Regions from separate parts of the Homo sapiens genome. Here region 1 is linked to region 2. Evidence: read pairs that join two places in POLR2A ChIA-PET (ENCODE). Cell type or tissue: HepG2. All regions are shown on one strand. Each heading gives the region's core, and the rest is flanking DNA. Links, peaks and the distances in the headings are about the cores only. Region 1 holds the start of LINC00870 (long intergenic non-protein coding RNA 870). Region 2 overlaps LOC105377161 (a long non-coding RNA gene).

The links. ChIA-PET counts read pairs that join two places held together with the same protein. Peaks named below come from ENCODE experiments on the same cell type or tissue, not always from the same donor. Only the 100,000 strongest peaks of a DNase experiment are listed, where the experiment ranks them.
Region 1: POLR2A ChIA-PET joins it to region 2 with 5 read pairs; 1 of 35 experiments calls an interaction of 5 or more read pairs at or near these places.

Annotation. Positions count from the first base shown.
Region 1 is chr3:72,144,942-72,156,613 of GRCh38, forward strand. It overlaps LINC00870 (long intergenic non-protein coding RNA 870), which reads left to right and starts at 6,316. Exons shown (of 3, transcript NR_038221.1): 1 at 6,316-6,477. In HepG2, for the core only: a CTCF peak has its summit at 6,701; DNase peaks (open chromatin) are centred at 6,200, 6,710, 7,900 and 8,000; H3K4me3 peaks cover 2,245 bases.
Region 2 is chr3:72,584,494-72,596,165 of GRCh38, forward strand. The region is part of intron 10 of LOC105377161 (a long non-coding RNA gene); the gene reads right to left. Among named protein-coding and RNA genes, the nearest start is that of RYBP, 140 kb to the left of the region's middle. RefSeq lists an enhancer at 6,067-6,894. In HepG2, for the core only: no CTCF peak of the experiment used is centred there; a DNase peak (open chromatin) is centred at 6,448; H3K4me3 peaks cover 755 bases.

The sequences.
Region 1 (11,672 bases), core at 3,469-8,468, 440 kb before region 2:
GAAGCGGAGGTGTCTTATCTGCCTTGCTCGTATCCGGCTGGAAGCCGAGCTGTTCTTTCTCAGTGAAGGGCAGAGTCTCATGTCACTGCCCTTGGTTGGGAACAAGGGAGAACAAAGGTCATTGCCCTTTGCAGACTCAAAGGCTTAGAGGGTCATGAAGCAGGCAAGGGCACTGGGACAAAGAAAGGCTCCATGCTTTAATCATTAGTAAATTAAATCCCTGCGTGGTAGATACACCTATTATCCTCATGGAAGAAGAAATGGAGGCTCAGAAAATTAACTTGCCTCAGGTGGCGCAGTGAGACATCAGGATTTAAATGCAAGTCTGTCCAATTCAGGGATCAAGCTCTTAATGTTTCGGCTATTGCCCTTACTTAATCTTTCCAACAGCCCTTGTCCCCATTTTACAGATGAGGAGATGGGGATCATCACTGAAACTCTCAGAGCTCCAGGAGGGGCCAGTCAGAACTCTACAGGCCTCTCTCTGAAGCATAATAACACACCAGCAAAGGGCTGCATCCTTTATAAGACAGTGCATTTCTGTGGGGGGCAGAAGGAAGAGAAGGAGGAAGGGAGAGAGATAGGCAAGACAGGGATCTAGAATAATCATTGTACACAAGAGGCGCAGGCATGAACAGCACATGCAGACTGGCAGGCAGGCTCCTGCTTATGCTGAGGCTGGGGAAACTTGGAAGGGGAGGGAAGACATCAGAGCAGTAATAACTCCCAGCCGCAGCTGCCAAGCTCCCAGGATTTCTAGAGATGAGGTCATGAGAAGCTGCTCTCTTTTGTTCTCACGGCAACCAGGCCTACCCCCTTCCCACTCTCCAGCCCCAGTTGTACTAGGAATTGGTGTGGGAGGTGGGTAGGAATGTCAAACAGAGGCGGTGACAGTGGCTGCGGTTACCATCACTGTCCTTCAATATTCAGATGGTACCCAGAGGTAACCATGGCAACCGGCCGTGGGAGCAGTCGTTGAGGAAGATGTTTATCCCACCCAGTGGGCAGGGCTGAGGGATGGGCAGGCCACACCAGGGCACCCAGCCCCAAGGAGACAGCTCCGTGTCCACTGCAGCCTTGCTTGTGGAGGTTTTCACCTCTTACTCCAGGCTTCTGGGGGTGCAAATCCCCATTCTAACACATGGGCAAAACTTGGCCAAGTTCTTAACTCCTCTGAGCCGTGGACCCCTCATCTGTTCACAGTAAGCATGTGATGATGATGACGCCACGATTGTTATTATTCAAAGAATGAGCTGTAGGACTCTTCAATGAATGAGTCAGATGGACCTGGCTAGGAACCTGTGTAACTGAGACAAGCAGCTCTCCTCTCTGGGCCCCAGTTCTTTATCTGTAAAAGGTGAACCCCACAGGCATTTTACATGACTGCCATGGTACCTACACAGCTGAGTATGTGTCTTGGTTTGTGTTTCCCTGAAAACAGAACTGGAAATGGGGTTTGGGTGCAGGTAGTTTACTTGGGAGGTGATTCCCACAAGTGGGAGAATGGGAGAGTGATGTGGGGGCCACGGATACGGGAAGCCAATAATGAGCAGGTGACCACTGTGGGCACCTGGGGCTCAAGCTCACTGTGGACCCCGGGCGAATTGTGTAGAACGTGCCTCTGGATTGTCCCACAAGGGGTGGGGACATTGGGGGATTTAACAACTGCCATCCCATAGTAGGAAGAGAGGCCAATGCTTGGGGTAAGAGACAGGCACTGTCGCAGGTAAGTTCAGAGGTGGGCAACGGAAGACGGTGTGGGGTGCGAGAGAAGCCATTATAGAAGGAAACACTGGGTCCTTTCCATAAAACAGCATCTTGGTCTCCCTCAGCCTCCTGCTGCTCACACACATACGTGCTTGCTTTCTAGAGGCCACTCCTGTTTCCATGAGACTAGTGCATTAATTTAACTTATTTATCTTTTTAAACTTTAGGTTCAAGGTACATGTGCAGGTTTGCTATATAGGTAAATTGTGTGTCACAGGGGTTTGGAGTACAGATTATTTAATCACCCAGGTAATGTGCATGGTACTCAATAGGTAGATTTTCTATCCTCACCCTCCTCCCCTCCTCCACCCTCAAGTAGGCGCTGGTGTCTGTTGTTCCCTTCTTTGTGTCCATGTGTATTCAATGTTTAGCTCCCACTTATAAGTGAGAACATGCGATATGTAAATTAATTCAGCCTCTGTAGAAGGCAGTTTGGCAGTTTCTCAAAGAACTTAGAACAGGAAACAGGTAATTGAATGGTCGATTACCATTTGACCCAGAAATCCTATGATTCGGTATATATCCAAAGGAATACAAATCATTCTAACACAAAGACACATGCACACATATGTTCATCGTAGCATGATTTACAATCGCAAAGACATGGAGTCAACCTGAATGCCCATCAAAACTAGACTGGATAAAGAAAATGTGGTCCATACACACCATGGAATACTACATGGCCGTAAAAAAAGAAGGAAATCATGTCTTTTGCAACAAGATGGATGTAGCTGGAGGCCATTATCCTAAATGAATTAACGCAGGAACAGAAAACCAAATACGGCATTGGCCTCCATCAGCCTTGATTATGAGGACCTTGTCTGTCCTTTGTATTAGCTGTGAGCCCCTGGGCAAGTGCCTTGATGCCTCTACACCTCTGTTTGTTCATCTGTAACAGGGAACAATAACAGTACTTACCTCACAGGGCTGTGATGAGAATTAAATAAGATAATGTGCAAATGTGGGATGAGCAGAATATTTCCATAAAGGGCCAGATGGTAACTATTTTAAGCTTTGTGAATGATCTTTGTTGCAACTATTCAACTCTGCCACTGTACCATGAAGGCAGCCATGACTATATGTAAATAAATGAATGGGTGTAGCTGGGTTCTAATAAAACTTTACTCACCAAAACAGGAAGCAGCCAGATTTGGCCCATGAGCCCTAGTTTGCTAATCTCTGGTATAAAGCCCAACACGCAGTACCTGGCACATAGTAGGTACTCAGTGGAAGCAAGCCACAGTTATTATTGCCACAGCTTGGAAAGCGCACAAGCCGAAGGCTCTCCAGAGCTTAGCTAAGTTTCTACTTCTTCCCCTTCTATGCCACTTAACCATTCAAAGCATGAATCTGTGTCCTAGTCCTTGCTACTCAGAGCATGGCGGTCCATGTACCAGCAGCCTCACCAGACCTGTGAGTTTTTCAGAAATGCAGAATCTTAGGCCTCATCTCAAATCAACTGCATCAGAACCTGCATTTGAACAAGATCCCCAGGTGATATCTGTGCACATGACAGCTGGAGAGACACTGTCCTCTTTCATCACCTGCCTGCCCTTCCCAATCAGAGAGCACATTGCCTGGCCCACACTTGGAGCCAGTTTCTCTGGGATTGCTCATTACCCCACTCTTCTCTCCATCCACTCTAAGTCGCTTTTCACCTCCATCCCTGGCACACTTCACAACTGGAGGCCCAAAGCCCTATCTTTATTCAGCGTAATTCTCACATGTAGTCCCCTGGATTCCACCCACACAGATGTCCTCAGAGCCTCTGCTCAGTTCTAATCACCCCACACCCTGCTCCTGAAATGATCTCTCCATTCCAGCTGCACAGGCAGCCATGCCCCCAGGTGTCCCAGCCAGGTTCCTTGTCTCTTCATTCTCCTCTCCTCCTTTCTCTGTGCTTCCTCTACCCTAGGCACCCCCATGAAAAAATTTTCCAACTCAAGCATTGTATTAGTTCCTTCTTGCATTGCTATAAAGAAATGCCTAAGACTGGGCAATTTATGAACAAAAGAGGTTTAAGTGGCTCACGGTTCTGCAGGCTGTGCAGGAAGCATGATGCTGGCATCTGCTTGGTTTCTGGGGAAGCCACAGGAAACTTACAACTGTGGCCAGAAGGCGAAGGGGGAGCAGGCATGTCACATGGCCAGAGCAGAAGCAAGAGAAAGGGAGCGGGGGGGGGGACGTGCCACACACTTTTAAATGACCAGATCTCGTGAGAACTCAGGATCGCGAGGACAGTACCTAAGGGATGGTTCTAAACCACTCATAAGAAATCCGCCCCCATGATTTAATCACTTCCCAGCAGGCCCCACCTCCAACATTGGGGATTAGATTTCAACATGAGATTTGGTCAGGGACACACATCCAAACTACATCAAGCATCCTGCCTGCCAGGGGATAATCCAGCCCCATGCTGCCTATTACTGCAGCCATTTACCACTGGTGGCTCATCTGAATTAAGATATGCTTAAAGCGTAAAATACACTCCAGATTTCAAATATTTAGTAAGGAAAAGAGAATGTAAAATATTCGTTAATAATTTTGTACTATCAATGATATGTTGAAATGGCATTTCAGATATACTAGGTAAAAAACTTAAAAAAAAATATTTCACCTATTTCTTTTTCCCTTTTTAATGTGGCTATTAGATAATTTAAAGTTACACATGTGGCTTCCATTATAGTTGTATTGGACAGCGCTGGTCTGGCAGGATACTGTATGGATTAAGAAGGCAGGTACCAGAGTCCAACTGCCTGTGTTCTGTTCATGAAAGAATGATTCTGAGACTTATTTAAAAGGTAAGGCAGGGTTTATTTAAGACTATCACAGTAGGGGTACTGCAATAGGGGAGGGAGATGGGGATCAACTCTGAATACAGAAAGGACAGGTGGGGGATTATAGTCAGTGAGCAGAGTAAGGAGAGTCAGTGGATGAAAAATTGCGAAGAGGAGACACCCAGGGTTGGGGAATTCTTGCTAAACTGACCTAACAGGATTCTTGCTAAAGGCAGGTCAAGGACTTATACATTAAAGGTGGGGGATGAGGAAATTGATCAGATTTCAAGGGTGATCAGAGATCAAAGGTGAAGACATTTTGCTAAACTGACTTGACATGATTTTTGCTGTGCAGGACTGGGGCCATATTTGAGGCCTAGTCGAATAGAGGGCTCAGAGGAGACGAACTAAGTTTGGGCGAGGAGAGAGTGTTTGTCAGTTTGAATCCCAGCTCTGCCGCTGTCTGGCTGTGGGTTCTTGTTGAAACTGGACAACCACTCTGTGCTCAGTTCCCTTCTCTAGAAAATGGTGATCATAAAAGTACGCACTTGGAGTATTGCTGTGAGGGTCACAGGAGATGATGTGTGCTAAGTTCTTGGCCCCTTGCCTGGCATGTAATTATCACTCAATAAATACAAGCATTTGTTATTATTTCCATAAATATTTGGGAGGACTGATTCTGAAACCTCCAGGGATCCCGAATTTGGAGCACTGGAAATGCTAACACAGATTCCCGGTTTCCTCCCACTTCACATGTCTTGTAAAGCTCCATGAGCACCCAGTGCCATTCTCCTACCACAAGTTGATGGTTATTTCTATATCCGCTGAAAGTTTCTCTTCAACCACATGACCATTTTTTGCCAAGAAACAGAACTTCCACCGTGTCGCAAGTTCCACAAAGCTAAGGTACTGGTGCTCCCCAGCTACGAGACCCAGTTCCCCTCCATAGTTCCAGATGCACACCATCCAAATTCATGCTTCATTCAAATGGCGCATGACTGTGGATCATGGACCTCTGGGTCATTCACAAATCCTGGAACTTCAGAGGTAATTTGGGAAGGCCAAGGTCAGCCCACTTAAAACAGTTCTCTCTCTTTCTCTCCCAATTTGAAATTCCTACTAACCCCAGAGTGAGCAAGTTACAAGGGAACATTTGTTGTGAGAAGACATGGCAGGCCAGGACCATTGGCCAATGTTGGGCCATTCAACATGTGTCATTGTTGGAAATGGGACAGATAGTCTAATTCTCTAGTGAGGAGATTTAGAATTATGTGGAGATAGGAGAAATTCATTTCTTTGCCAGTAATCTAGCTCATCCTGTTAGAAAAGCCTTAAAAGTGCATCGTAACAGAGACAGCTGAGTCTGACACCCAGCCCTGCATGGGTAAAGTCAGCTCCATTTATTGGACCTAGATGTAAATTTTGGTAAATAGGCTCTTATCTTTCAGGGAGGGTTTTCTGAGAGACCCTTTGCCCAGCAGAGACCTCGGGGAAACCAAAGATGGCAAAGAACTATCCACTCTGTTCTCTGGCCCTATCTCTCCCAACTTCCACCTTTGCTCAGGTAGGTGGAACCTTCATGTAAATGGTTCCCTGCTTATAATGCACATTGGAATTGCCCAGAACGTCTGTTCAAAATGCAGGCTCCAGGGTCCAATGTCCAGGTTGAGAAAGCTGATATAGCACCCAGGGATCTGCAAGTTAATTTTTAAAAGAAAGTCACATGGGGCAGTAATTCTAGCAAACCTTCCTCCTAGGCCGCTGCAGAGCTGTAGAAACCCAGTTGCACAGGGCTTTATGCCTGGCAAGGGCACCCCTTGCTGTGTGCATCCCAGAGGAGGCACGTCTGAAGTCTGCAGAGGAAGCTTCTATCTTCCCTTCCAACGAATTCCTGCTCAGGCCAGCAAGGAAGAGAGTTTGAGTTGTTTATGGGGTAAGAACAAGAAATCTGTTCTGATTGCACTTCACAAAACTGCTTTACACAATTGTGACTTGCTTTACCATTGTCATTTACTGTGGTGATCCAAATGAATCAGCCCCAGTCTCTGGTTTCATTCCGCCCCTTAAGCCTTCCCAGGATTTAGTGCTCCTGAGTCCCTTTCCACTAGGCCAGCAGGCCTGGATCCCTGCCGCTAGGTGCACTGTGGAACATTTGGAGAGCTTCTGTTATAATGCCAGTGCCCAAGCTCCACCCTGAATCATGGAAGTCAGAATTGCGAGGGAGGAGTGGGGCCCAATGTAATGCTTTCTAGCCACTCCCTGGGTGCTACTGATGGTAGTCAGAGTTAACATTTGTGCTAGGTTTTCTAGCCTGGCTGCACATTGGACTCCCCAGAGCAGCTTTAAAAATCCAGATGATGCCCAGTTCCCACACCCAAAGAGACTACATTAGTTAGTTTAACATTTTTTCCCCAGCAATGGAGTGTTTCTAAAATCTTGCTCAAAGTTGAGAGCTGCTATTTAGGCCCTTCTCTTCTACAAGGAAAGTCCTAGCACAAACTCGTCCTGGAGTCATTATTAACTCAAACATCTTCAGGTTCCCTTGGGGGCCTAAGAGAGAAGGTTTGGCTCCCAGACGCCACGATGCCCAGGAATAGAGGGCTCTCGCACTCAACTGGGGGCTATGTACATGTTTGTTGACAAATGGAACTTTGCTCAGCCTGAGAGCAAACCCCGTAGTTCAGTGGGTTTGCAGACTTGCAGTGCTACTCAAAGTGTGGTCCCTGGACTAGCGGCACCAGCATCAGGGAAACTTGTTAGAAATGCAGATCTTCGGGCGCCACTTTGGACCTACTGAATCAGGGGTGCTTGTCGGTGTGGGGCCCAGCAATCTGTGTTTAGTAAGCTCTCAGGGTTATGTTGGTGCATGCATGCTCTAGTTTGAGAAGCACTCCCGTAGTGTGCAGAGGAATCACCTAAGAAGCGATATTAAATGTAAGATTCCTGCACTTCCCTGCAGAGAGGCTGATCCTGGAGGTCTGAAGTAGGACCCAGGAATCTGTTCTATTAGTCAGCACCCCAGGATAAAAATGGTTCCAGGGTCACACCTAGAAAAGTCTAGTAGAAGCCATTTGCCCGCAAAGGACAATGCTCCATCTGGCCACGCATCCCACAGCCTGCGAGGCCTCCAGTCTTCCCTCCCAGGCTCACACCCCCACTCACAAAGCTTCTGGAGTATTAAGCCCTTTCCACTCCCCAGCCTTCCCTGGAAAATGGGCTAAACCAATCCACAGGGGGTGAAGGGCAGAACCGGTGTCCCAGCACCAGGGTTCTGTTGCAGCTTCAGAAGCCTGTATTTGTGGACAGAGCTCTTCCGAAGGTTCCAGGAGGATGAAAACATCCAGTGACTCCCAGATGTTGCTGGGCTGGATATATTTATTTCTAATAATGCTCCTGGCTCCACGCTTCCAGATGGACAGTCCCAAAGAGAATGGTTTGTTTCCTTTCGTCTTCCTCCACGATGCATTTTACGATTGCAGAGGGTCCTGCTTGCCATGTGTTTGCTTCTAATCTGTAAGTGCTTTTCCACGGGCTTGGCTCTTGGCAGTTCCCATATTTACCGAGGAGAGCACACGCCGTCAGAGGCTGGCTCCCGTCCAGCCTCCTCCAGAGTTCAGTGTTTGGAGGTTGGCAGCAGATGAAGAAGCATGGCCTCTCTGTCGCCGGCTCAAACTTTCAGGGCGTTTTGCCCCTCGCACTCAATTTCTGTTATCTTTGAGGGGCTTGCCTTTTAATTTGTTTCTCCGGCAGCCATGCTAATAAATGGGCCACGGCTGAAGAGCTGTCTGAGAAACAATAGCTGCTCAGTTCCATCAGCCAATTTGTCTCAGGCACCGTTTGTTATGAATCCTCCAAGCCCATTAACCCCTGAACCTGGGAGATGCTATCTCCCCAGGGATGAATTACCTTTATTTCCAGACATGTGTTTGCTCATTTAGTACCCTATTCATAAAAGCAGCCCTGTTTTGGCACTGTTTTCCAGAAATGAAAGGGAAGGACACATCATTTGGGAAGAGTGGCTGGCCATAGCCTAAGAATGATGGCTGACATTTACTGAGCAGTGACTCTGGGCCAGGCACAATGCTAAGTGCTTTTTCGGACATTGCTTTTCAGTCCTTGCCACAGTCCCGAGTCCTGGACAAAATCATGAAGTGCATTTTGCACAGGGAGCAGCTGAAGCACAGAGGGGTTAAATGACTTACCCAAGAGCACTCAGCTGTAAGTGGTGAAGCTGAGAGTTGAACCCTGGTACCTGTTTATTTTAAGTCAACTCTCTCACCAGCTGGCCGAGCTCCTCCCCTTGAGCTCTTCCCACTTGGGCTGGGGACAAGGAGGGACATTTGGGTCACAGGAAAGAGTTCATTGGCCTCTAATGATCATTACCAATGGATTTCACTTTCGGAAAAGAGGTTTGTTGACAAAAGTGCCACATCTGACTATTTTGAATTTGAGTGCTTATTTTAATCCTGAAGTTTAAGTTACACACACTGTTTTATTCATGTGAGTGAAAGGACAGAAAATTGTACTTAATACTGCACAGATCTGTCACCATTCAGCTTGAATTGATATCTACCCATATCTACTCTTGAAAGTGGTAGGATGCAACCAGGTCTCCTGATGGCTTTGGGCGGTGCTTGTTCTGAAAATCTTAGAAGACAGAAGTGATTCATCTTCTAGAATTAGATTTCTTATTGAAGTTGAGTTAGTCTGCATAACAAAACTAAAATACCATTGTTTAAAACACAGTCAATTCCCTTACACCAGGATTTTTTCTTTAGCAGTGTTCTCGAGCTTAACACTTTAGAATCACCAGATAAATTTAAAAGAAATCATGATGCCTAGGCTGCGCCCCAAAAGACCAGTTATATCTGGATCTCTGGGAGTGACATCCAGGCATGAGCATTTTTCAAAGATCCCCAGGTTATTCCAATATACAGTGTGGCTGAGAACCAGAACTCTGACATAAAGCAGCTCCTAACAATTCCATGATAATGGTGCCACAAAGTCAACCCAGGTTCTTTCCATCTTTCTGCACTTCCACCCTCACCCTCAGCACCTGGCATTCATTATCAAGTTTATCACATGGTCCAGTAGAGCTGCTGAAGCTCCAGCCATCACATCCAGATTCCAGGTGGGAGGAAGACAGAAGGAAGGGAAGAACTAAATGATGTAATGCCTAGCCGTGATGGCCTAAATTGTGTCCCTCCTAAATTCATATATTGAAGACCTAACCCCCAAGGACCCTATATTGGAGATAGGGATTTTAAGAGGTAATTAAGGCTAAATGAGGTCATTAATGGTGGGATCCTAATCTGATAGGATTGGTGGCCTCAGAAAAAGAGCAAAAGGATCTTTCTCCTCCTCTCTCTCTCTCTCTCTCCCTCTCTCCCCCTCCCTCTCTCTCTCTCCCTCTCCCTCTCCTGCTTCTCTCCATGCCCCCACTTTCTCCCTCTCTCTGTTCCCTTCCCCTGTGTGAAGACATGGAGAAAAGCAAACCAGGAAGCAAGAAGCAAGCCCTGACCAGCACCTGACCATGCTGGTACCCTGATCTTACACTTCCAGCCTCCAGAACCATGAGAAACTAAATTTCTGTTGTGTAAGCTTCCCAGTCTGTGGCATTCTTTTATGGCAGCCCTAGCGGACTAAGACAGCGGCTGAAGTCTTAGTGGCTGAAGTCAGCCTCCTTTCATCATTCTTCCCAGAAGTTCCAGTGGCACTGCTGTTTATACGTCATTAGCCAGACATCACCTGGCCACCACTACCTGAAAAAGGGGTGGGTGAATGTTGTCTCTTTGCTGGGTTCATCACCATCTTTAATAAAATCAGGCTTCTATGACCAAGGAAGAAGGGACAAAAAGCATTTAGGTGGCAACCAGCAGTCTCTGGTTTCAATGCCTTGATGAAAAAGGGAGATGGGGTGCAGGGGTTTGGGAGATGAGAGTGAGCAAATGAGAGCTATGAGAGCGCCTAGGAGAGGGCACTTTGGAAACAAGGAAATTAAGCTCTGGTAAGCTCTACCACATGTTAGGGAGTGCCAGGAACAGACGGCAGGATTTCTGCGTGGGAGTTTCCATGGGACCCGGCCTCCCCACCGCCTCTCCACCACATCACATCTGTTGTTAAAGAGGCCCCAGTGTAGAGTCCAGCTGTTGGAAGAGCAGCCCTTCTATCGGCTTGGCCTTGCAATCACAAATCAGTTTGCTCAGAGGTCCCTGGACAAGCACAGTGACTCAGACAAGCAGCGTGTTTTTTCAGGCTTTGTCACACACAGGGAATGAACTCTTTGGCAGCCCTCTTCTGAGCCAGCATAGGAAGGGCTTGGGAAAGCTGGAGAAATCCGAGGTGCACAGACATCTGGCATTGCCCGGAAATACAGACCAGGAGCCTGTCTTTGTTCAGTGAGCAACTATTTGAGGATTTACAGCGTGCTGATGTGTGTGCTGAGAGGACAGATGAGGTCCGTGCTCTCACAGAGCTTATGTTCCAGAGGGATGAACAACAAACAGTTGAACAAATAAGATAATTTCAGATGGGGCAATGGGGAAAAGACGGGGCCACATTAGATAAGAGTCAGATGGTTCTCAGGGAAGCAAGAGGTTTTGTTGTTGTTGTTGTTTTGTTTGTTTTTGAGACAGTCTGCTCTGTTGCCCAGGCTGGAGTGCGATGGCACAGTCTCGGCTCACTGCGACCTCCACCTTCTGGGTTCAAGCGATTCTCCTGCCTCAGCCTCTTGAGTAGCTGGGATTACAGGTGCCTGCCACCACACCCGGCTAATTTCTGTATTTTTAGTAGAGACGGGGTTTTGCCATATTGGCCAGGCTGATCTTGAACTCCTGGCCTCAAGTGATCCAACTGCCTAAGCCTCTCAAAGTGCTGGGATTACAGGTGTGAGCCACTGGGCCCGGTCAGCAAGAGTTAATTGATGAAAAAGAACCCAGATGTGGAGAGAACTGGTGGGGGAGGTGGCGGGGGAAGAATGTTCCCAGGGAGGAGTGAAGGGAAAGAGGTTGGAGTGTTTGGGGAGTAGAAAGGAAACTGGGGGGTTGTGGGGCAGTGTGGACAAAGAGTGGGCAGAACGTGGGGTCAGAGAGGAGGCAGGGACTGGGTCATGGAGGGGTGGAGACAGTA
Region 2 (11,672 bases), core at 3,539-8,538:
TGTTTGTTCACCAAACCTAATATTTCCTAACTATTCTTTGCTTGGTTTTTTGGAATACAGGAATCAAGTAGAAAGCAAATCTACTCAGTTCTAAACTGGCAGGGGTGGCTGGGTGTGGTGGCTCATGCTTGTAATCCCAGCATTTTGGGAGACCAAAGTGGGAGCATTGCTTGAGCCTGAGAGTTTGAGACCAGCCTGGGCAACACAGCAAGATCCTGTCTTCATTTTTAAAATAAAAAAATAAAATTGCAGGGGTGATTCCAACAATATAGCACCTGGTCCAATGTCCAGGAAGTAGAGGCTGAAATGTCAGCTCATGTCATGTCAACCCAGGAACAGAGCACTTTCTCTGTGAGAAAGATTTTACTCTTTAACTAAGCCATGGTGCCTTCCTTCTCCTGGACTTTGCTTAAAAAAATTTTTTTTGAACAGCTTTATTGAGGTATAATTAACATATAGTAAACTGCACATATTTAAGGCATGCAATACAATGAGTTTTGATTTATTCATACATCGGTGTGATTATAACCACAATCAAGGTAATGAACATAGCCATTCCCCCCAAAAGTTTCCTTGTGTGTCTTCTAATCCTTCCGATATGGTTTGGCTGTGCCCCCACCCAAATCTCATCTTGAATTATAGCTTCCACAATTCCCATGTGTTGTGGGAGGGACCACGCGGGAGATAACTGAATCATGGGGGCAGCTTCCCCCATATTGTCGTGGTAGTGAATGAGTCTCATGAGATCTGATGGTTTTATAAGGGGAAACCCCTTTTGCTTTGCTCTCATTTCTTCTGCCTGCTGCCATGTAACATGTGCCTTTCACCTTCCACCATGATTGTCAGGCCTCCCCAGCCATGTGGAACTGTGAGTCCATTAAATCTCTTTTTTCTTATAAATTACCCAGTCTTGAATATGTCTCTATCAGCAGTGTGAGAACAGACTAATATACCTTCCTTTCCACCTCTTCCCAATCTCCCCTTTGAGCAACCATTGCTTTCTGTCACTATAGATTAGGTTCCATTTTCTAGAGTTTTGTATTGTTGTCAGCATCGGTAACTTATTCCTTTTGACTGCTGAGTAGCAGGACACTGTATGGATGCACAACGTTTTGTTTACGCATTTAGCGACTGAAGGGCACTCGGATTGTTTTCAGTTTGGGGCAATCACACATAAAGCTGCTATAGACATTCGAACATTCTTGTGCAGGTCTTTGCATGGACATCAACTTTCCTTTCTCTTGGGTAAATATCTAAGAGTATAATGGCTGGATCAAATGGTAAGTTTAACTTTTTAAGAAACTGCCAAACTGCCTTCCAAAGTGCTTGCACCATTTAATGTTCCCATCAGCAGTGAGTGGGCATCTGGACTTTGTTTTCAACCCAGAGAGAAGCCTGGGTCTGAGGACCCCAGAAACTGGGTTCTTCTGAGGAGGGCCACACTTTACATAGGCATCTTTAGGAGAGGGCCCTGGAAGAGGTGGGGGACACAGCACTAGGGTGGGAATCAGCCACAGTCCACCAGGAAATTGGGGAGGCCAGTTTTGTCTGAGAGCTGGTGGGCTCTGAATATATTCCACGCTTTCTTTGTCCCAGCCTGGGGAGTGGGGGTGGAAGTAGAGGAGGAAAAGAATTTCAATGAGCTGCTTTTGACTTGATGTCATTTTGTTGGTTTCAATAACTATTTGTTGAAATAATCTGTGCCAAAGGAGGCCAAAAGGGAAGAGGCATAGGACTGGGGTTCAAAGAGCAGACCCTGAAGAGTCCTTGGAGGACGAGGGAGAGTGCGAGAGGCTTAGCAGGGTGGACAGTGATTCTCATTTTACAAAAATGCCCAGTATCGAGATTGCTGCAGTGTTTTCAGTGCTGGGGAAATGACATCCCTAAGGCTTGCATTCTAGATCCTCAAAAAACAAATTGCCCTTTTAAAGTCTCACGGTTAAAGAGATATTTGGTGTCTCTTGAACATGTGGTCGGAGGGTTTTCTGATGGGAATCCTTGGTTGTTTTTAACAAAATAAGCCAGATCCAGAGGCTGCGTGACAGGACCCGGGCACCTCTCAGGCTGTCTTCTCACAGTTTGTCTTCTTTCCTAGCCTAATTTCTAGACTCTCTGCACCTGTGGTCTTTGTTTCACTCCAGCATCACCTTTTCAGCCTCTGCCATTAATTGGACTCATTGAATGCACTGGGCTCATGCCGGCTTCCTAGTTGCTGAATCCAGAGGCCTTTTCTCAGATCTTGTTCTCCTGCTCTCATGGCACCATTTTGATATGGAAGATGGGCAGAGAAGTGCTGGGAAGGGAAGGGCATGGTGCCTGGCTACGGCTCCACCCCCGAGCCTATGGACCTAGGTGAAGACAGGCACTCCTGCCTTCATGCACAAATGTTGCATTTCCCAAGGCCACCCTGGTCGGCCACACCCTGATCCTGTGCTGTAAATAAACCGGAGACCTTAGTGGGTATGCACACAAGAAGTAGCTGAGCCATTGAGCAGAACACACCAGCCGAAGAACACACAAGCAGCTGGACGTCAGGAGCACACTGGCAGGCACCTGCAGGCTGGCAGGCCATCGACCAGCACAACAACATGGAGTTTGGCTGGGGCAGTTGGAGGGGAGCCCCACTGCTGAGCGGCCTGACTCTAGGGGAAAACCACCTTTCCATTCCATCTCCCTTCAGCTCCCCCATCTGCTGAGAGCTACTTCCACTCAATAAAACCTTGCATTCATTCTCCAAGCCCACATGTGATCCGATTCTTCCAGTACACCAAAGCAAGAAACCCTGGGATACAGAAAGCCCTCTGTCCTTGTGATAAGGCAGGGAGTCTAATAGAGCTGACTAACACAAGCCACCTACAAATGGCAAAACTAAAAGAGCACCCCATAACACATGCCCACTGGGGCTTCAGGAGCTATAAGTATTCACCCCTAGATGCTGCCTTGGGATGGGAGCCCCACAGCCTGCCCATCTGCCTGCTCCCCCTAGAGGTTTGAGCAGCGGGGCACTGAAGAAGCGAGCCACACACACCCTGTGAAGGGGACAAGGGAACTTTTCCCATTTCAATATGGTCTTCTCACTCACCTCCTCCCTCTAGACAGCTCTCCTGCCTAGGTCTCCATGGCGCTGTTCTACCTAGCTCTCCTGCTGCAGGTTGACTCCCCTGGTAAGCTGTCTCTAAGATGGAGATGATCAGGGAGTGCTCTCAGCATCACTCCGTGGAGGGAGCAGAGGGAAGCAGGACTGGGAGGGAGAAGCTGAATTGTGAAATAGTCTCAGCAAAGGCCTCAGCCAGCTCCACAGGGACAGGCATTCGGGGCACTGAGTTGGAGCAAAAGAATCAGGTCTTTACACACCCGGTTGATCAGTCGCTGGGGGTGGGCTCCCTGGAAGTAGGCAAGGCTTTGGGCAAGGTGGTGTTATTTAGCCACGGGCCATTCATTCCAACAGTGTTGCCAGCAGCTGGGGGAATCAGTCCCTCCCCAAAAGGGGATCTAGGCAGCACACTACAGTGTCCACAACACCTTCCTTCTCTCCAGCCGCTCCTTCCCTGGTGTAGGTGACCACTTTCCTCTGGTCTCAGGCTATGGCCTTCTGCTCTTCTCTATTTACAATCTCTTTTGTAAAACACTAATAAAGTATTTTATTTACACTTCATACAAGAACAGTAACTAGCATTTATTGGGTGCATCCTATGAGTAGATGCCAGGCACTGTGCTAGGCACTGCCGATATATTATCTCATTCAAGTTCCCAGAAACCCACTGGCATTAGGGGATATCAAAACTCTTTATCACAGCCAAGGAAAGTGCCAGAAGAGTCTTCTTAAAAAAACAAAGCAAAATCCTTTTTCTACCATGTCATCTCCCTCCTAGCTCAAGGCCCTTTGATGGCTCCCAATTACTGTTGGAATAAAAGCCCAGACTCCTAACTCAGCACCCAAAGCCCTCCGAAACCTGTCCTGAGCCTCCCTTTTTACAATTCTTCCTTTTTCCATTCCTGCCAAACCAAGCCCTTCACTAGGACTTTCAGCTGGCCTGCTCCAACCTGCTCCGAGACTAGCTCGGCTTAGCTCTTAACTATGCCTGTCCCTTCCTTTGACAGTCATTCATTCACGTATCTGTTTCCTCATCTATTGTAGACCTAACATATACTAGGCTGTGTGTTGGGCATTGGGGATACAATGCTGAACAGACACAGCCTGTCCTCCGCTTCAGAATCTTAAAATTGTGCAAGAAAGACGAATGTTATTCAAACTTGCCAAATTTTCAGTTATTTATTTATTAATTATTATTATTATTTTTTGAGACAGAGTCTTGCTCTGTCACCCAGGCTGGAGTGCAGTGGAGCAATCTCAGCTCACTGCAACCTCTGCCTCCTGCGTTCAAGCAATCCCCTGCCTCAGCCTCCCAAGTAGCTGGGATTACAGGTGCCCACCACCACGCCCAGCTAATTTTTGTATTTTTAGTAGATATGGGGTTTCACCATGTTGGCCAGGCTGGTCTCAAACTCCTGACCTCAGGTGATCCACCCTCCTTGGCCTCCCAAAGAGCTGGGATTACAGGTGTGAGCCACCATGCCCAGCCTCAAATAGTTATTGAATTCCAGCTTTGACTCAATGCTAAGAGGGGAGCATCAAGGGGTGTTGAAAGCTTAAAAGGGAGCGCTGAGGACCCTTGGTGAGCCAGGTGCTCTTCCAGTGCCCGTGGATGTGGCTGTGTAACTCAGTCGCTTCCCTGCTTTCTTCGTGGGGCCTAACGTAAGTGTTTCTCCTTTTCAGCTCTCCCCTTTCTCCTCTTAATATCTACATTGCCTGTTGCCTCAACTACTCAATCCTGTGCAGCTTTGCTTTCTCAATGTAAAGCGCTGTCGTCTCTCAGGTACATTTTGAGTCTTATGAATGATAGTTATCACTGATTTGAGGACATATCCTGTGCCAAGCAGTCTCTATGCTCTCACACTGTTCAGCAATTGCAATATCCTCACAACCATCCTTCTTCTTCTTCTCATGATCCCATTGTCTTAGTCCCGGAGGAAGTAACCCTGAGACAGGGACTCAGAGCACCTGGTTTACTTGGCAGTTTAAAGAAACATGGGCAGGTCAGTGGGGAGGTCATGGAAGGGAGGGTGTATTATCAGTCAAGTTCACCCTGGGGGAAAACCAGAGCCAAATCCCGCTGGGGAAATTCTGAGAAGTGGCATAGAATGCGTCTCAGAATCACCGTACCCAGGGGGTGAAGGAGTTGGGGTGCTTATTCACCAATTCCCACCAGACGCTGGTTGAGGGCTGTGTGTAGGTGGGAATGGCACTAATTCCTGGGCACTGCTGGCACCTGCAAGGGCAGGCAAAGTGGGCATCGGCAGCCTGAGAAAGCCCCCAGGGGAAGAAATGGAGGTGCCAGAGTACACTGAAGTGGTGAGGACGGAGGGCCTACTACGCCCATATTACAGATAAGTAAACAGAGGCTTCGAGGAGTCAGTCCAAGGTCACATGGCTAGGAACTATCAGAGCCAGGATGAACTGAAGTCTTTCTGGCTCTAAAACAACATAAAATGCCCCTTGAGAGGCATTATCTTATCTTAACCTCCAGTAACCCTTACAGCTCTTTGCACAGGGCTAAGAACCCAGTAAAGAATCCAAAACTGCTTCCTGATTGAGGAGCCTGAACGATGAGGAGCTTCTTAGACCCACAGAATAACAAGGCTTTTTTTCTTTGTTTGTGTTTTTGAGACTGAGTCTCACTCTATTGCCCAGGCTGGAGTGCAGTGGCGTGATCTCGGCTCACTGCAACTTTGGCCTCCTGGGTACAAGCGATTCTCTTGCCTCAGCCTCCTGAGTAGCTGGGACTACAGGTGAACACCACCACGCCTGGCTAATTTTTTTATTTTTAGTAGAGACAGGGTTTCACCATGTTGGCCAGACTTGCCTCAAACTCCTGACCTCAGATGATCCGCCTGCCTCGGCTTCCCAAAGTGCTGGGATTACAGGCGTGAGCCACCATGCCAAGCCAATAACAAGCTTTTAAATGTGCCTCCCTTCTCCATGATAGCAGGTGCGATCACCTAGTTTCTGAATACATTCATGAGTGTCTCGACCCCTTTTTACCTTATCACCTCTTGGACTTGTTTGAAAAGAGGAAAACAGGCCCACAGTCAACGACGGCTTCCTGTCATGAAGCTGAGGCCAGAACTGGAGTTGCTACTCTTGGTCTTCAGCAAAAATTCAAATGCCCATGCAATCCTTTTTTTCCCCTCCATGAAATTCCCCTAACTCGGTTAAAGAAAAAAAGTCAGTCAATTTACATGGTAACAGAAAAGGACAGGGCCTGGTATAAAATATTCCCCCATCTGCACCGGAGGGCACGGCCTACACGCTTCAAGAGCACAGCGGAGGCCCCGGGGATTTGTTTTTCTTTCCCTGACCCGGGGACTCTGATCTCTCACTTAACCTCTGACCTCTTCAATTCAGATAACAGGGAACTGGCAGCTGGGTTGGGGGCAGCTCTGAATGCCACTGGACTCCGCCTGGGTTCATTCTGGCCATGGAGACAGAACAAAGGGAGGTGGCCCTTCCCCGTGAAGCACCCCAGGGCGGCAGGCAGTCCTGTGGGGGCCCCTGCTCAGGTGCCCACCCCGGGGAGCATAGAGGGTTACCTCATTACAGCTAATGCCATTTAGAGCCTACTTTGTGCGGACAGGAAAAAAAATTAAAGCAACATCAATACCTTGATTTGACTCCATTTAAAAACTTCAGACTGAAATAGGCCTCAGCAAAGATCCATGCCCCTCCCTGCAGAGAGGCCTTTTTCCTCCCTACCTTAGGCCTCATTTAAAACAGGGCTATAGTCTGCATTTTAACAGCAGCTATTTAGAGGTGGGTATGAGCCACTTGTTTGAAATTGAATCAGCCATTTTTATTAAGCCATATATTTTCATTCTTGCCGGTGACGCTGGGAGACGATTTTCCAGCCTCTCTGTTTTGCTTTCCAGTGTATTTTCATTGGGAGGAGAGCTGCAAATCCAGGCCCTGCAACCTCCAATTACCCTGCTCCAACCCCATGCTGCTGGGTTGGACCCAACTCTTCACAGCAACCTCAGAAACAATGAATTTTAACCCCCGCACCCGCAACACCAAAACAAATTCCTTCCTAAATAAGGAGCCCGTTGGCTCCTTCCTAGCTGAATTCCCAGCCCCCATCTCCCAACTCCAGTTTCCAGTTTTGTGGCTGCCGCTGCTCCTGCTTGCTGGTGACTTGGCAGCTCAGCAGTGACCACCCACGGTCGTGCCCCAGGGCTGGATGACTACTTAATCTCTGCTAGGAGTTTGGCAAGAGGCTATTCACTGCCTTTAGACAATTAGACATCTCGAGGGACAGACATTTTTTTGGAGCCTCTAGTTCCCAGCTGCATGTGGGTGGGCCTTTTATTCATTCATTCATTCATTCACTGATACATTCATTCACTCACTTATTTATTCTTTCGTTTATTCATTGATTGCTTTGGAACAGCACCTGACACAGAAGGATGACAGCATGTCAGTAGCTGTCATTCATATCCACAGCCAACATTTATCAGGGACCTCCTACTATGTACCAGGAACTGAAGATGAAATAAATAAAACCCAGCCTCTGCCTTCGTGAGATCATACTATCAGAATGTGGTTTTGCACATTGGGATCACTCGGGGAGCTTTTAAGAAAAGCCTATACTAGGCCCCACCCGCAGAGATTCCGATGTGATTAGTCCATGGTGGGGCCAAGGTATCTGCATTTTGTAAAGGCTTCCACATGTTTCTAACGTGCAACCAGGGCTGAAAGCCACGGCTCAAGAAGGAAGGGCAGATAAGGAGACAGCTCTGCCCCAGGGTGAGGAGGGCAAGAGTAAAGTTCTGTGGATGCAAGGAGAGATGGACTCTAACCCTGCCTGAGGTCAGGAAGGCTTTCTAGAGGAAGGAGGCCTGAAGACAGAAGTCAGCATGGGATGGGCCAAGGTACTGGGAAAGGAGAAAGGGGGAGAAGATTCCAGGAGATGGGAACAGCACAGCAATGGCCTGGGTTGAAGGCAAGCATTGCACGTAGGACAATTTCCGATGATTGCATATGGCTGGAGTTGTGTGTGAGAGAAGGGAGCAGGGGATGGAGGAGACAGCTGGCCGAGCAACCCTGCTAAGGGACTAACAGGGTGTTTTGTCATCCATGTAAGGGGTTCAAACACTGCCTAAAAGCAATAGGGAGCAGAGGAGGGAAATGATTAATTTTGCATTTTATTTTATTATTTTTAAATTAATTTACTTATGTATTTTTGAGACGGAGACTCGCTCTGTCACCCAGGCTGGAGTGCAGTGGTATGATCTCGGCTCACTGCAACTTCCGCCTCCTGGGTTCAAGCGATTCTTGTGCCTCAGCCTCTCGAGTAGTTGGGATGACAGGTGCATGCCACCACACCCAGCTAATTTTTTTTGTATTTTTAGTAGAGACGGGGTCTCCCTAGGTTGCCCAGGTTGGTCTCAAACTCCTGGCTCAAGTGATGCACCCGCCTCAGCCTCCCAAAGTGCTGGAATTACAGGCATGAGCCACCACGCCCAGCCAATTTTGCATTTTAGAAAACTCCTGGCCGGGCGCAATGGCTCACGCCTGTAATCCCAGCACTCTGGGAGGCCGAGGCAGGCAGATCACGAGGTCAGGAGATCAGGACCATGCTGGCTAACATGGTGAAACCCCGTCTCTACTAAAAAAAATACAAAGAAATTAGCCAGGCGTGGTGGTGGGTGCCTGTAGTCCCAGCTACTCAGGAGGCTGAGGCAAGAGAAGGGCGTGAACCTGGGAGGCGGAGCTTGCAGTGAGCCGAGATCATGGTGCCATTGCACTCCATCCTGGGCAAAAGAGCGAAACTCTGTCTCAAAAAAAAAAAAAAAGAAAAGAAAACTCCTTCAGCTGTAGAATGGACTAGAGCGCAGCCAGACAGGAAGCCAGGTGAGAAATGACAATGACTGGACGCAGGGATGTATCAGTTTAACTTAGGCTGGGCTCCCCTACACCTTGAGATAGTCTAGAAAAGGAGTCAGAATTGTCCCACCTAAGGAATGAAGAAACTGGTGTATTTGCCCACAGACCCCTGTCTGGTGTTGGTCCAGGGCCTCTCCTGGAGGCATCAATGCCCCAGCATCCTGGCCTGCCCACCCCACTCCCACAGGCATGCTCCTGGCCAAAGCAAGCTCCCTGGCAGAGAATGACAGGCACCTACAAGGACACCATCCCTGGCTGTGGGAACAGTGGTGCCCAGGGCACATGTACAAGGCTGCAGCAGAGGCTGTGACTAGGTCTTTACCCAGTGATGGAGGGCATGAGAGACTGAGGCCAGGAAGAGGCTGGTGAGTGTGGTGAGATTGACAGGTGCAGATGGAAATGAGGAGGCAAGGGTTGCCATCAAAAGGAGGATGGCAACCCTCCAGCACGCTGACTGAGGGCACGAGCAAGTGAAACCTTTAATCCCCAGGGTCAGATCAGCACAAATACAGCCATGTGCCGGCCAACAACCTTCTGAGCATCCATGCAGGGCAGGATCATGGGATTCTGGTTGTTTGAGCTGCATGGACTTTTGGTTTCCAGGAGAGAAGAATTTGCAGTATTTGTAGGAGGCTTGGCTTTAGGCACATAAAAAGGCCTTAACAGACTTTAATTCCGGGTCACCCCCACCCACAACCTTGTGTTCCTCCCTCTCCTCTCCCCATGATGTAATCTCTGATGTAATCCTTGGTATATTTCTGTTCCCTGTCTCTCCTATCCAATCAGCTGCTGTGTTGGTTGTGAATTATTTGAAGGCAAGAAATCCACTCAAACTAATTCAAGTCCAGGAGGCCAGTTTTGGGGAAGATATGAGAGCTGGGGGAAGAACCGAGGGCAGGAAATGTAGCCAGGCTCCCTTTAGGTTCAGAAGCAGAGACCACTAAGACCCCAGGGGTAGAGAAAAGGCTTTTCCTATTTTTTCTGAAGCCACATGGTCTCTCATCTCCCCCTCTATCTTTTCATCTGTTCCATCTCTGTCTCATTTTTGTTCCTCTCTGCGACCTCTCTCTGTGTCTCCGGTATTTGTGCTCAGGTGAGCACATGGCCACTCCAACCTGGCATTCTGTGGCCTCTTAGTTTAAGCCAATATAAATAGGCTTCAGTCTTTATGTCTCAGTTCCTAATTCACAAGGGAGAGTACTGGATTGGTAAGTATTAGAAGACCCAAATCAAACTGGTTCCAGGAAAAAAAGCAAATTTTTTGCCTCAAGTAACTTAAAAGTCAAGGGTAGGCATCAGGCATTGCTGGATCCAGGGGCTTAAGTTCTTTTGTCAGGAATTCTGATGCTCAGCCCTTTTTTGATCTGTGTTGGTTTCATTTTCAGGCAAGTTCCCTCCAGCTTTAGATCCTCTAGTTTAGCAGTCTCAGTAGAAAGGTGGCTTCTTTCTGCCAGAAGTTCCAATCACATTCCTAGGGTTGACTCTCACTGAGCCAACCCAGATCACAGCCCCCTTGCTGAACCAGTTGCTCTGTCCAGTGGATGGAAATGCTGATGGGCCAGACCTGAGTGACACTGCACCCTGAAACCAGATGGACTAAAAACAGGAGAATGGCCAGGCACGGTGGTTCATGCCTGCTATCCCAGCACTTTGGGAGGCCAAGGTGGGAGGATAGCTTGAGTGGCCAGGAGTTCGAGACCAGCCCGGGCAACATAGCAAAACCTTGTCTCTACAAAAAATAGAAAAATTAGCTGGGCCCAGTGGTGTGCGCCTGTAGTCCCAGCTACTCAGGAGGCTGAAGTGGAAGGATCACCTGAGCCTGGGAAGGTCGAGGCTGCAGTGAGGAGCAAAAAAAAAAAAAAAAAAGCAGGAGGAGAATTTTTCTCCAAAGAAGACTGAGGTGCTGGTACCAGAAAAAGGAAAAGGAGGCATGGATTTGAGGAGGCAGAAGTAAACAACCAACATGGTCAAGGGGTGACATCACACCCTTCCACCCACCCTAAAGAGCTCTGAACAAAGCAGGTTTCTTATAACAATATGGGAACCAAAGCAGTCACCACGCTCTCCTGTCAATGTTATCTGAACAATCTCACAGACATCTGCTTCTTCCTTTCTGTGACTGGGGCACCAGCCAGGGCTGACCATCAGCATGTGTGCACTGATATGGCCACCATCGTTGTTAAAGTACTGCACTATTTCCGTCACCTGTTGGTAAATATCCACCGGCCTGAGTCCCTGGCTTCCCCCACCTAGGCCACTCAGGCCCTCTTTTGAATCCCACAGATTGCCACAGGCTAGCCACTGAAGGGTTAATGCTGAGTGCAGCAGGGGCCTCCAAGACCCTGACCCAGCCGCTTCTGATTGGTTGATGCTCATGACCTACCAGTTGTCTCATTGATCTGGTACCAGTAGTTAAATATTTTGAATATCACCCTGGCTGGCAACAGTTTCCTATCTACTCTCCTTCATTCCCCTCCATCCCTCGACTCCCACAGTCTTCCTTCACACAGCCTTCTTAAACTCTGATCTGCACTACTCACTGGCCTCCTCATCATTCTCCCCTGCATCAGGTCCTGACTCCTTCGTAGGTCTCCAGCTGCCCCTGTGAGCTGGTCCCAAATGCCTTTTCAGCCTCACCTTCCCACCCACCTCCCACCCAAATGGCTTGCTT